Regions from separate parts of the Mus musculus genome. Here region 2 is linked to region 1. A link is a loop called in an ENCODE intact Hi-C map of the cell type or tissue named here. Cell type or tissue: left cerebral cortex. All regions are shown on one strand. Links, peaks and the distances in the headings refer to the core of each region. The heading gives the core; the rest is flanking DNA.

Region 1 (5,668 bases), core at 287-5,286:
ATACATTATCAAAGGAGGAGAGAGAGCTCCTGGCAAATAGGCAGACAGGTTTTGATTAAGGACTTGAGAACCTATAGTCTCTTAGCCCAATGAAGGCCCTATTTCTGTTTTAGTCTCTCCGCAAGGATATCTTCTTCCCTATGTCTTAGGGGTGTTGAAGGGCAGAGGGACATCTGGAAGTGTTTGCAGAATAGATTTGTTGGCCCTATACTGGAAGAATAGCATCCTTGAACACTTGATCTAACGGGGACAAGATTAGAGGAATAGCCTCTGTCCTGGGTGAACCTAAGCTTGATTCCAGACTGGTAGAGTCTGGAAAACACAAACTTTACAAGCACACACAACAAACACAAGCAAAACAACAACAAAAAAAATCAACTGGGAATAATGGTGATTAACGTCATACAAAGTGGCAGAAGCCAGACAAAAGTCCTTCAGTAGACCTTTGGGGTAGCTTGAGTTCTTGCAAGGGTTGTGGAGTATGGATTATTTCAAGACTCCAAAGCTCTAGCATTGCCTGACATAGCCTGGTAAGGTCTAAGACTGGGGTTGATTGGCCTCTTCTACTTTTCCTTTAAGTAATTTTGGTCTCCCGCTAGGCAGTGATGGTACATGCCTTTAATCCCTTGGGAGGCAGAGGCAGGCAGATTTCTAAGTTCGAGGCAGGCCTGGTCTACAAAGTGAGTTCCAGGACAGCCAGGGCTATACAGAGAAACCCTGTCTCGAAAAACCAAAACCAACCAAACAAACAAAAACTAATTTTGGTCTCCCAAGACAGGGTTTTTCTGTGTAGCCCTGGCTGTTCTGGAACCTACTCTGTAGACCAGGCTGGCCTTGAATTCAATCTGCCTGTCTCTGTTTTCCAGGTGCTGGGATTAATGAAGTATTAACACATTGTCCAGTGTTCTTCTATTTTCACTAAGATCTGTAGGTGGCAGGTGGACAAAGCTTGTCATTAACTTTAAGAGGAATAAGATGGGGGTCTGGAGAGATGGTTCAGTGGTAAAGAGCACTGACTGTTCTTCCAAAGGCCCTGAGTTCAAATCCCAGCAACCACATGGTGGCTCACAACCATCTGTAATGAGATCTGATGCTCTCTTCTGGGAATATCTGAAGACAGCTACAGTGTAGTTACATACAATAAGTAAATAAATCTTAGGAATAAAAACAACTAAAAAAGAGGAATAAAATGGTCCAGGTTACCTTTGCAACAGAAGGTCCCATATCATTTTGGAGAGATTTAGGAAATCCTAATATAGGGATGCTGCCTCTCAACAGGCATTGTGTACTCTCATGGCCCTCTCTGTGGTAGTGAAGGAGGCTTCCCTCTATCCTATGAGTTGTCTATAGACTCTGTGAATACTCACACCTGGATTTCAAGGTTTTCAGGTAAAGTTTAGTTGCCACTTTCTCTGTAGAGCAGTGGTCCCCAACCTTCCCAATGCTGCGACCCTTTAATAGTCTCTTATGTTGTGGTGACCTCCCAACCTTAAAATTATTTTCATTGCTACTCCATAAGTGTAATTGTGCTACTGTTATGAATCAAAATGTAAACATCTGTGCTTTCCAATTGTCTCAGGCGAGCCCTGTGAAGGGTCATTTGACACCAAAAGGATCAACAGGCTAAGAACCATTGCTGTAGAGCATCTAATAGCAGACAGCCTTTAAAAGTTGAGTAGCTGGGCCTAGCGGTGCATGTCTTTAACTGAGTACTCTGGAAGCAGAGGCAGGTAGCTGGATCTCTATGAGTTTGAGGCCAGGCTGGTCTACATAGAATTGCAGGACAGCTAGGACTGCACCGAGGGACCCTGTCTCAAAAAACAAAACAAAACAAAGCCAAAGTTGAAGAGGTAGGGTAAAATTGTCTGTAACTCCAATCCATCTCTCTCTTTTGGCCTCTGTGAGGACTGCATGTACATGATACAGAGATACACGCATGTAGAACACCCATGAACATAAATAAAAATTAAAAAAAAAACTTAAGTTGAGGAGATACTGGAAGGGGATTGTTTTGTATGCAAATTTGTCCACTTTGAGTCTTTTTATAGTTCTATGAAGTACCTTCCCTGAGAGAGTTGCTTCCATCAGGTTCTAGAAGATATTCTTTCACAGTAAGTTGTCTACTACCGTGTTTAAAGGATTTTTTTGGGGGGGGGGGGTTGAGACAGGGTTTCTCTGTGTAGCCCTGGCTGTCCTGGAACTCATTTTGTAGACCAGGCTGGCCTCGAACTCAGAAATCCGCCTGCCTCTGCTTCCCAAATGCTGGGATTAAAGGTGTGAGCCACCACCGCCTGGCTTAAAGGATTTTTATTGCTCAACTTTAGGAAGCTTTTAAAGAAGTCCTTTATCCATCTGTGATCCATCCTGTACTTCCTGCACTTCTAAGGAGTTTGTCTTCAAGCATTTTGATGAAATGAGGAGAATCTGGGACAAGGGCCAGAAGCGTATGTAGCTATGTAATACTCTCTACAAGAGCTTGTGGTTGGGCTGGAGAGATGGCTCAGCAGTTAAGAGCACCAACTGCTCTTCCAGAGGTCCTGAGTTCAATTCCCAGCAACTACATGGTGCCACCCAACCATCTGTAGTGGGATCTGATGTACTTTTGTGGTGTGTGTGAAGAGAGTGTACTCACACACATTTTAAAAAAGAGCTTGGGGTTTCACTATAAGCTTCTCCATCTTGCCTGACATATTGCCTTGGCTCCTTATGGATCTGCCCTGATTTTCCAGCAGTGAAGCACTTAGGAGCTGTACTGCCTTAAAGGGTGGGAGATTATAAGTATATTTCACCGTGGAATTTTTAGCCAACAACATCAAAATTTGTCCCTGGGACAGTTTAAAATCATACTTTCTACAAATCTCTAGAAAAAGCAATCATTACCAAGGTGACTGAGCAACAAGTATTATGCTCTACAGTATGACCATATCCTCTTGCAAGAGAAAAGGTCAAACCAGATGTGAGGTTGCACATCTGTAAATCCAACACTCGGGAGGCAAATGCAGGAGGATAAGAAATCCAGGGTCATCCTAGGCTACACTGAGAATTGATAGACAGCCTGGGTAATACGAAAGCCTGAATTAAAAAAAAAAATGCAAGTTGCATCATGGGAGTTCAGTTACAAGATGAGAGCCTCTCGCTAGCTCAGCAGGTGGTGGCCAAATAGAAGTCAGGGGCTCTCTGATTTGGCATAGTTTATTACAATTAGTACACATACACAATCTTGTAAACTCCGTAAGGTAAATGGTTTAACCTCCACTATAACCAGCAGACCCTATGCCATGAGCTCTCAGCACCCTACTTTAACATCGATAGAATTCACACAAATAGGATTATAATACAATTTGCAAGGAAAGGATTTTTTGTTTGTTTTTGGTCCATGTTTTCTTTCAATAAACAAGACACATACTTTCTCCTCTTTGGCAAAAAGAGGTTAACTCCCCAGTTCATTCACAAAGTAAAACTCAGGGAAAAACAACACAAAACATGAGGTACAGCCGAGACATGGGCTACTCTATGAGTATAAGCACGTATGCAGGGGAAAAAGAAAACTGCTTTTTACATCACCAGGACAGTTACTAGCGCGCCACTAGAAAAGCTCTGCTTCTGCGCATGCGCGAAGCCATATGACCCGACATTTGTTTTCCAGGGATAGTGGAAGTCACCCACATGCATTATCTCTGGAGAAAGTTGTAAGAAGTAGGGCTTCTGGGCTCAGCTTTATTTTTAATCTGAGGTTTAGAAATATTTGATATTCCTGCCTTGAGCTACAAGCCCTGTGCCTCCTTCATTACAAGGTGCGGATGAACAGTGTGGCTAGCCTTGAATCTCAGCACCCTGGAAAGGCAGATTTACTTAGGAACACTGTGCAGTAGGCTAAGCCCTTTCCTTAGAGAAGGTGGTCCCTCAGGATGCAGCTGGGATCCACGCAGGCCCCAGGACACTAGGCTGCCCTACCTCTCAAGGAAAGTCTAAGAAAGCAGGCTGCAGCTGCTAAAGTCAGATGTTTGCTTGCATAAATGGGCCACCATTGCTAGCAATCACCTATCCTGGAGTGCTTTACATGTTTCAAGTAATTTCATTTCTTCCAGGAGACAAAGCGGTAAAAATGCTTTTACTTTATCAAAAAGGAAAGAGCCACAACAACCAACGAGGTTTTTAAACAGACCTGCTGCTTACAGCGTCAGATAATCAAATACACTGAGAAACACAGGCTACCGCTATACAAATCCCGTGTTTTCTCCTTAAGCCCTGTGTAGAAAACAAACACCGCAAACTTCGTAATGTTAATTCGTGTTAAATATAACTGTACAAATTGCACATTTTACAGCACAGCATCACAGTTAAGACAAATGAGAAAAGTCCCCTTGTTCTAGCACAACAGAAACCAACTGGCTCTGCAGGAAGGGTTGGAACTAAACCAGCTGCACAGTTCTGTAAACAGTAAGTGAGGTCGTCTCTAGGATCCTGAAGAGTCACACATGCACGCTTGCACATTTCTTCCAGTGACTCGCAGCGGTGCGCGCTCAGTACCACAGCAGGTTTCTTTCACATTGGGTTCACAAAAGAGCAGTCATGGCCGTCTGGTTGAGGGGCGCAAGACCGTTTCTGGGTGCCGAATAACCATCATCTCCCCCGGAAGTCATCTGTGACTGAGAGGCTGGGTCTCTGCTGTCCAAGAAGCTGCTAGCAGCAGGCTTGTCATAGCCACCACCCACAGGCTTGGGGCTTGCTGGCCTCTGATAGCTTTCAACCTGGGTGGCTCCTGTAGCAGGAGGAAAGCCTCCAGAGGAATGGGAGTGTTTGTGAGTGGGCCTGGGCCCAGGGACTCGGTAGCCGCTCTGTGTGGAGAAGGTGTGAGCTCGCAGCAGGTGCCGCTCCACGATAGGTGTGGCATACTCAGGTTCTGAGTGCGTCAAAGGCAGTGCGTACTCATGGCGGCCCGGGCGGTGAGGACAGTCATAGTGGCCGCTGGCCTCAGTGTTCACTCTGACCTCCTCAGTGTCTGTGTCCATGGGTCGGAAGGTAGAGCCCTTTCTCGCGACTGTGCCTGTGCCAATCATGAGAGGCTGCTGATAATCTGAAACCAAATGGACATCATTAGTGCACCAGTTGAGAGCCAGGCAGGCGGTCGCTGCAGCGCATGCTTTCCCTTCCACTCCATCTCCATTGGTGACTAAAGCATCTCAGGGTCCATGAGACATATGAAATGCAAGTCAGATGCTGCAGTTGGGTCTTAAAACCCCCATAATATCGCCTGCTTCAGGAAGCCGCCAAGGGCCATAAGACCTCGGAGACTGGATTGATTTGGTCTAGAGAAAATGTTTTGTAGAGGAGGGGCATTTACTTACAGATGGTCTTGTTATGCAACCCCAACTAGACTTGAACTTGTGGTTTTTCTGCCTCTAAGCCTTTGGTGTCCAGGGCTGACCACAGACATGCAACTCCATGCCCAGTTTAGGGGTGACTTTTAGTTGGTGCTGGGATTATAGGTGTTGGCTATTAGGCCTGGCTAGGAGTGACTTTCAAAATTTGGAGGTGGAGAAAAATCCAAAGAGGGTGTGATGACCACCTTTGTGTCAACTTGACTACATCTAGAATTAATAAAACACAAATGGCTGGGCACATGTGTAAGGAATTTTTTTTCTTAATTACATTAAATCATTTGAAG
Region 2 (5,668 bases), core at 225-5,224, 520 kb after region 1:
TTATCTCCTTGTACAAAGCTCAAACCCAAGTGAATCAATATCCACTTATCAGTGAGTACATACCATGTGCATTCTTTTGTGACTAAGTTAGCTCACTCAGGATGATATTTTCAAGTTCCATCTGTGGGGCAATGGGCTATGCACAGACAGGCTGGTCTCCAGTAGAGTTGAGGTCTGAACCCCAGTAAAACCCAATGGTGATAATTCACCTACATGGGACGAATGAAGTTCCCTCGTGTCTCCTGTATTCAAGGTTCCTGTCGAAGTTACTGCCCCCACAACCCCCCCCCCCACAGGAGAAGCATGGCTAGTAGTCATGTAGACAATGTCCCAAGCTTCTGACCTTCAGGCTAGACTCCTCCCAGTTACCTAGCAATGACAAGATAACAGCCCACCATAAGAGGGGCTTCTTGGCCCCACCTCACTCTCTCTTCTCCTCACTCTCTTACTCTCCTCTCACTCTCTTATTCTCTCTCCCTCTTGCTCTTTCTCTCTTACTCTAGCCTTTCTTCTGACTCTCTCTTTCTCCCTTCTCTCCTTTTGGCCATAGCCAGTCTCCCTGTCTCTCTCTTTTCTACCATCTCTCCTTCATCCCTGCCTTTCTACAATAAAGCTCTAAAACCATAGACTGCTCTGTTCATCAAGGCCCACTGAGCTTGGATGATGGGATAGGCTTTCTTTCTTTCTTTCTTTCTTTCTTTCTTTCTTTCTTTCTTTCTTTCTAATTTTTTTATTGCTATAATATTTTTCTTTGTTTATTAGAAATTTTCTTTATTTACATTTCAATAATCAGCCATGGAACCTAGGCTTTCTTCTAATGAGAAGTTTCTAATCTCCCGATGGAAGGTCTTCCTGAGCTCCAGTCAAGGCCCGGACTAAGGATTCTCACCTGTGTGGGAACCTCTCTCCCTCAGCCCTCTTTCCTGTAACCCCAAGGCCTAGGTTCTGTATCTGTTCCTCAATTGAGAGACATCTGAGTTGTTTCCAGCTTCTGGCTATTATAAATAAGGCCACTATGAACATAGTGATCTTATTACATGTTAGAGCATCTTCTGGGTATATGCCCAGAAGTGGTATAGCTGAGTCTTCAAATAGTACTATGCCCAATTTCCTGAGGAACCACTAGACTGAATTCCAGAGTGGTTGTATCAACTTGTAATTCCACCAGCAAAAAAAGCCCAGGACCAGATGGGTTTAGTGCAGAATTCTATCAGACCTTCAAAGGAGACCCAATATCAATACTCTTCAAATTATTCCACAAAATAGAAACAGAAAGAACTCCAATTAATTCATTCTATGAAGCCACAGTTATGCTGATACCAAAACCACACAAAGACCCAACAAAGAAAGAGAACTTCAGACCAATTTCTCTTATGAATATTGATGGAAAAATAGTCAATAAAATTCTTGCAAACTGAATCCAAGAACACATCTTACTCTATATAGTCAATATAGTACTTGAAGGCATAGCCAGAGCAATTAGACAATAACAGGAGGTCAATGGAATACAAGTTAGAAAGGAAGAAGTCAAAATGCCAGTATTTTTGGATGATATGATAGTATATTTATGTGATCCCCAAAATTCTACCAGAGAACTCCTTCAGCTGACAAACAACTTCAGCAAAGTGGCTGGATATAAAATTAACTCAAACAAATCAGTAACGTTCCTCTACTCAAAGGATAAACAGGCTAAGAAAAAAATTAGAGAATAGAACCCTTCACAGTAGTCACAAATAATATAAAATATCTTGGTGTGACACTTACCAAGCAAGTGAAATATCCATAAGAAAAGAACTTCAAGTCTCTGAAGAAAGAAAGGGAAGAAGACCTCAGAATCTGGAAAGATCTCCCATGTTCCTGGATCTGCAGGATTAACATAGTAAAAATGGCCATCTTACCAAAAATAATCTACAAATTCAATGCCATCACCATCAAAATTCCAAATCAATTTCTCACAGACATAGAAAGAACAACTCACAACTGAATAGAACACCAATGGCAGAGGTTCTAAGATCAACTATTGACAAATGGAATCTCATAAAATGTAAAAACTTCTGTAAGGCATAACACTGTCATCAGGACAAAATGGCAACTTTCAGTTTGGGAAACTATCTTTATCAGTCCTACATTTGATAGAGGGTTAATATTTAATATATACAAAGAACTCAAGAAGTTAGACTCCAGAGAACCAAATAAACCTATTAAAAATGGGGTACAGAGATAAACAAAGAATTCTCAACTGAGGAATCTCAAATGGCTTAGAACCATCTAAAGAAATGTTCAATATTTTCAGTCATCAGGGAAATGCAAATCAAACCGACCTTCAGATTCTACCTTATACCAGTCAGAATGGTTAAGATAAAAAACTCAAGTGACAGCAGATGCTGGCAAGAATGTGCAGAAAGAGGAACACTCCTCCATTGCTGGTGGGATTGCAAGCTGGTACAACCACTCTGGAAATCAGTCAGGCAGTTCCTCAGAAAACTGGACATAGTACTACCTGAGGACACTCCTATACCACTTCTGGGCATATACCCAAAAGATGATCCAACATTTAATAAGGACACATGCTCCACAGTATTCATAGCAGCCATATTTATAATAGCTAGAGCTGGAAACCACCCAGATGTCCCTCAGCAGAAGAATGGATACAGAAAATGTGGTATATTTACACAATGGAATACTAGTCAGCTATTAAAAACAGTAACTTCATGAAATTCACAGGAAAATGAATGGGTCTAGAAAATATCATCCTTACTGAAGTAACCCAGTCACAAAAGAACACACATGGTATATACTCACTGATAAGTGGAGATTAGGAAAAAAGCTCAGAAAACCATGATACAAGTCACAGACCACATGAAGCTCAAGAAGGAAGACCAAAGTATGGATGCTTCAGTACTACTTAGAAGGGGTAATAAAACAGTTACAGAAGGTAGAGGGTAGGAGGGACTTGAAAGGAAAAGAGGGAAGAAAGAGGGCAGGATCAGGTATGGGAGGAGATGGGGGAGACATACAGAGGGTCAGGAAATTAAACAGAGGTGTGTAACAATGGGTGATGGGGAACTGGGATAGCCACCATAACGTCCCAGATGCCAGGAAAGCAAGAGGCTCTCAGGTCTCAACAAGGATGACATTAACTGAAATACCCAACAAAGGGGAGAGAGAATCTGTAGAGACCTTTTCCAGAGGTTAGGCACAGCCCCTGGTTGAAGGACTTACCCAACCACCCATCTCAAAAATTTTAACTCAAAACTCCTCTTGTCTAAAGGAAATACAAGGACAAAGAGTGGACCAGAGACTGAAAGAAAGGCCATCCAGAGACTGCCCCACCACCAAACCCAGGCACTATTGTTGATTTCAAGATGTGCTTGATGACAGGAGCCTGATATAGCTATCTCCTGAGAGGCTCTACCAGACCTGACAAATACAGATGCGGATGCTTGCAGCCAATCATAGCACCAAGCCAGTGTAGGGGAATGCTAAGGTGGTAATTCAGGAGGAGGGGTGGGTGTGTGTGGGAGCACTCACATAGCAGCAAGGAGGATGGGATAGGTGATTTGAAGAGAAGAAACTGGCAAGGGGGATAATATTTGCAATATAAATAATTAAAATAACCAATTAAAAATTTTTTAAAATGTCACACCTCCTGCAATAAGACCATACCTCCTCACAGTGCCACTTCCTATGGCCAAGCATTCAAATTCATAAATCTTTGAGGATCATTCCTACTTATACCAACATATTAGGTATTTAGATATTAAAGTCTTATGGCCAAATCTTAGTATTTTCATCCATAAACCATCACACTAAACCCCTTTCTCTTACTTTTCCCTGTGCTCTCTTATACACAAAGTTCAGACTTGGGAAAGGAAAGATGCATAAGATATGCACAGAGTTCATTCAAAGACAAATCCCACCATAGACTACAGTACTCCAGTCTCGCCATCAGCTGTCAATCTTTTTAAGGTCTCTTCTACTGTGATGAATTCAAATTGTACTTCATTCATCCTTGGGCAGTGTCTTAATTCATTTTAGGATCTTATAATACAATACCCCGAGCAATGTGGTTTTAAATGACAAACATTTGCTGCTTGGTTCTAGAAGCTGAGAAGTTCAATTCACCCAGAGAAGTTGGTTGAGGATTGTCAGAATATAGTCCAAGAATGGAGTCATGGGAGGGGAATTCTGGAGTGCTTGTGAGAAAACGCCAAGAAAACAAGACAAGAGTCTCAGGAGCAGTTTTTTCAAATAGCACAGAATTGTTCTTGGAATATGTTTTCCTGCTTCTCCCGGGTGCCTTTACTTCAGCTGTTGTTATTCAAATGCCTCTATGGGAAAAACACAATTTTGCCACATGTGGATTGTCCTTCTGATTGTATACTTCACTCAGATGACTCTTCTTCCGTCAGAGTATCAACTGTCTGATTCTCTGAATAAAGTTGGTGATTTCATGAGACTTTAGTCTGCCTCATTTATCAGTTCTGCTCTCCCAGGTTAATGTTTACCACTAGAGTGGTAAACAGAAGGCAGCACTTCCTGGTTCGTAGACCGTGTTACATCTTTGTAATATTGCATTGTAGAAGGGAGAAGAGACTTCTTTTGGTGTCTCTTTGATAAATGTACTAATGCTACCCACGCTCCTATGTGGCTCATGTCAGATGGTTTATGGCTTGTTGTAGTCCTTTGGAAAAATTACGAACTCCATTTCCTATATAGCATCTAACTACTAGTATTCATTTAATCTTGAATATGATGGTGGTGTCATACATATGTTACTCTTTTAAAGGAGAGTATAATTTTACATATTTCATTTAGTGTTAGTCTCAGTTAAGAAATCACTGCTTGGTCATGCATAGTGCTGCGTGACTTTAATGCCAGCACCTGGGAAGCAGAGGAATGTCGATCTCTGTGAGTTTGAGGCCAGCCAGGGCTACATAGAGAGACCCAAACCATGTCTCAAAAACAACAGCAAATAACAGCAGTAAACCGACCAAAGAAAGAAAGGAAGGGAGGAAAGAGAAGAGAAGGGAAGAGGAGAGGAGAGGAGAGGAGAGGAGAGGAGAGGAGAGGAGAGGAGAGGAGAGGAGAGGAGAGGAGAGGAGAGGAGAGGAGAGGAGAAAGGAGAAATTATTACTATTATTATTTTTCTGTCTAGAATTTTGTAGGAGACTTAGAAGTGATAAAATCTGGTCTTTGTATACAAGTCTTTGTATATAAACATGTGATTTGGTAGTGAGAGCTCACTCAGACAATATCTGCTGGCTTTGTTAGGCTTGATTCCTAAATGGTTTGGTTTTCAACTCTAGATGTCAAAATGTGGAATGATCCTCAGTCAAAGAGAGAAGGATACACAACTTGGCTGCCAAGCATGGAGAGCTAGCTCTCTGGTGGAAAGATGAGACACGACAGAGACCAGGAAACAAGCTCAATTTCTACCCTGTGATGCTGAGGAATCTGGGGGAAAACATGTTCTGACTCTCAAGAGGGAGATGACAAACTTAAAGGGGTACTGAGGGTCCAAAGTACAAAGGTCTGGCTGAAGGTTCTGCGAAATGACTCTTGGGCATCCCATAAACAAATAAGCCATCACACCGGAAGCCTCCGTGCCATTCAGCTTTGCTAATGATAACTAGGGATCACACGAGCTGCCACTGTAGTCAATGAT

Evidence for each region. A loop is a pair of places that touch in the nucleus more often than their neighbours do. Peaks named below come from ENCODE experiments on the same cell type or tissue, not always from the same donor. Only the 100,000 strongest peaks of a DNase experiment are listed, where the experiment ranks them.
Region 2: a loop joins it to region 1, with 6 times the contacts of the local background. A loop is called at or near these places in 6 of 42 quality-filtered maps.

Annotation. Positions count from the first base shown.
Region 1 is chr10:52,318,885-52,324,552 of GRCm38, reverse strand. It overlaps Dcbld1 (discoidin, CUB and LCCL domain containing 1), which reads right to left. Exons shown (of 11, transcript NM_025705.4): 11 at 3,175-5,077. The coding sequence ends at 4,557. Among named protein-coding and RNA genes, the nearest start is that of Gopc, 60 kb to the left of the region's middle. In left cerebral cortex, for the core only: no CTCF peak of the experiment used is centred there; a DNase peak (open chromatin) is centred at 2,457.
Region 2 is chr10:51,794,718-51,800,385 of GRCm38, reverse strand. No RefSeq gene overlaps it. Among named protein-coding and RNA genes, the nearest start is that of Gm23906, 91 kb to the left of the region's middle. In left cerebral cortex, for the core only: no CTCF peak of the experiment used is centred there; no DNase peak of the experiment used is centred there.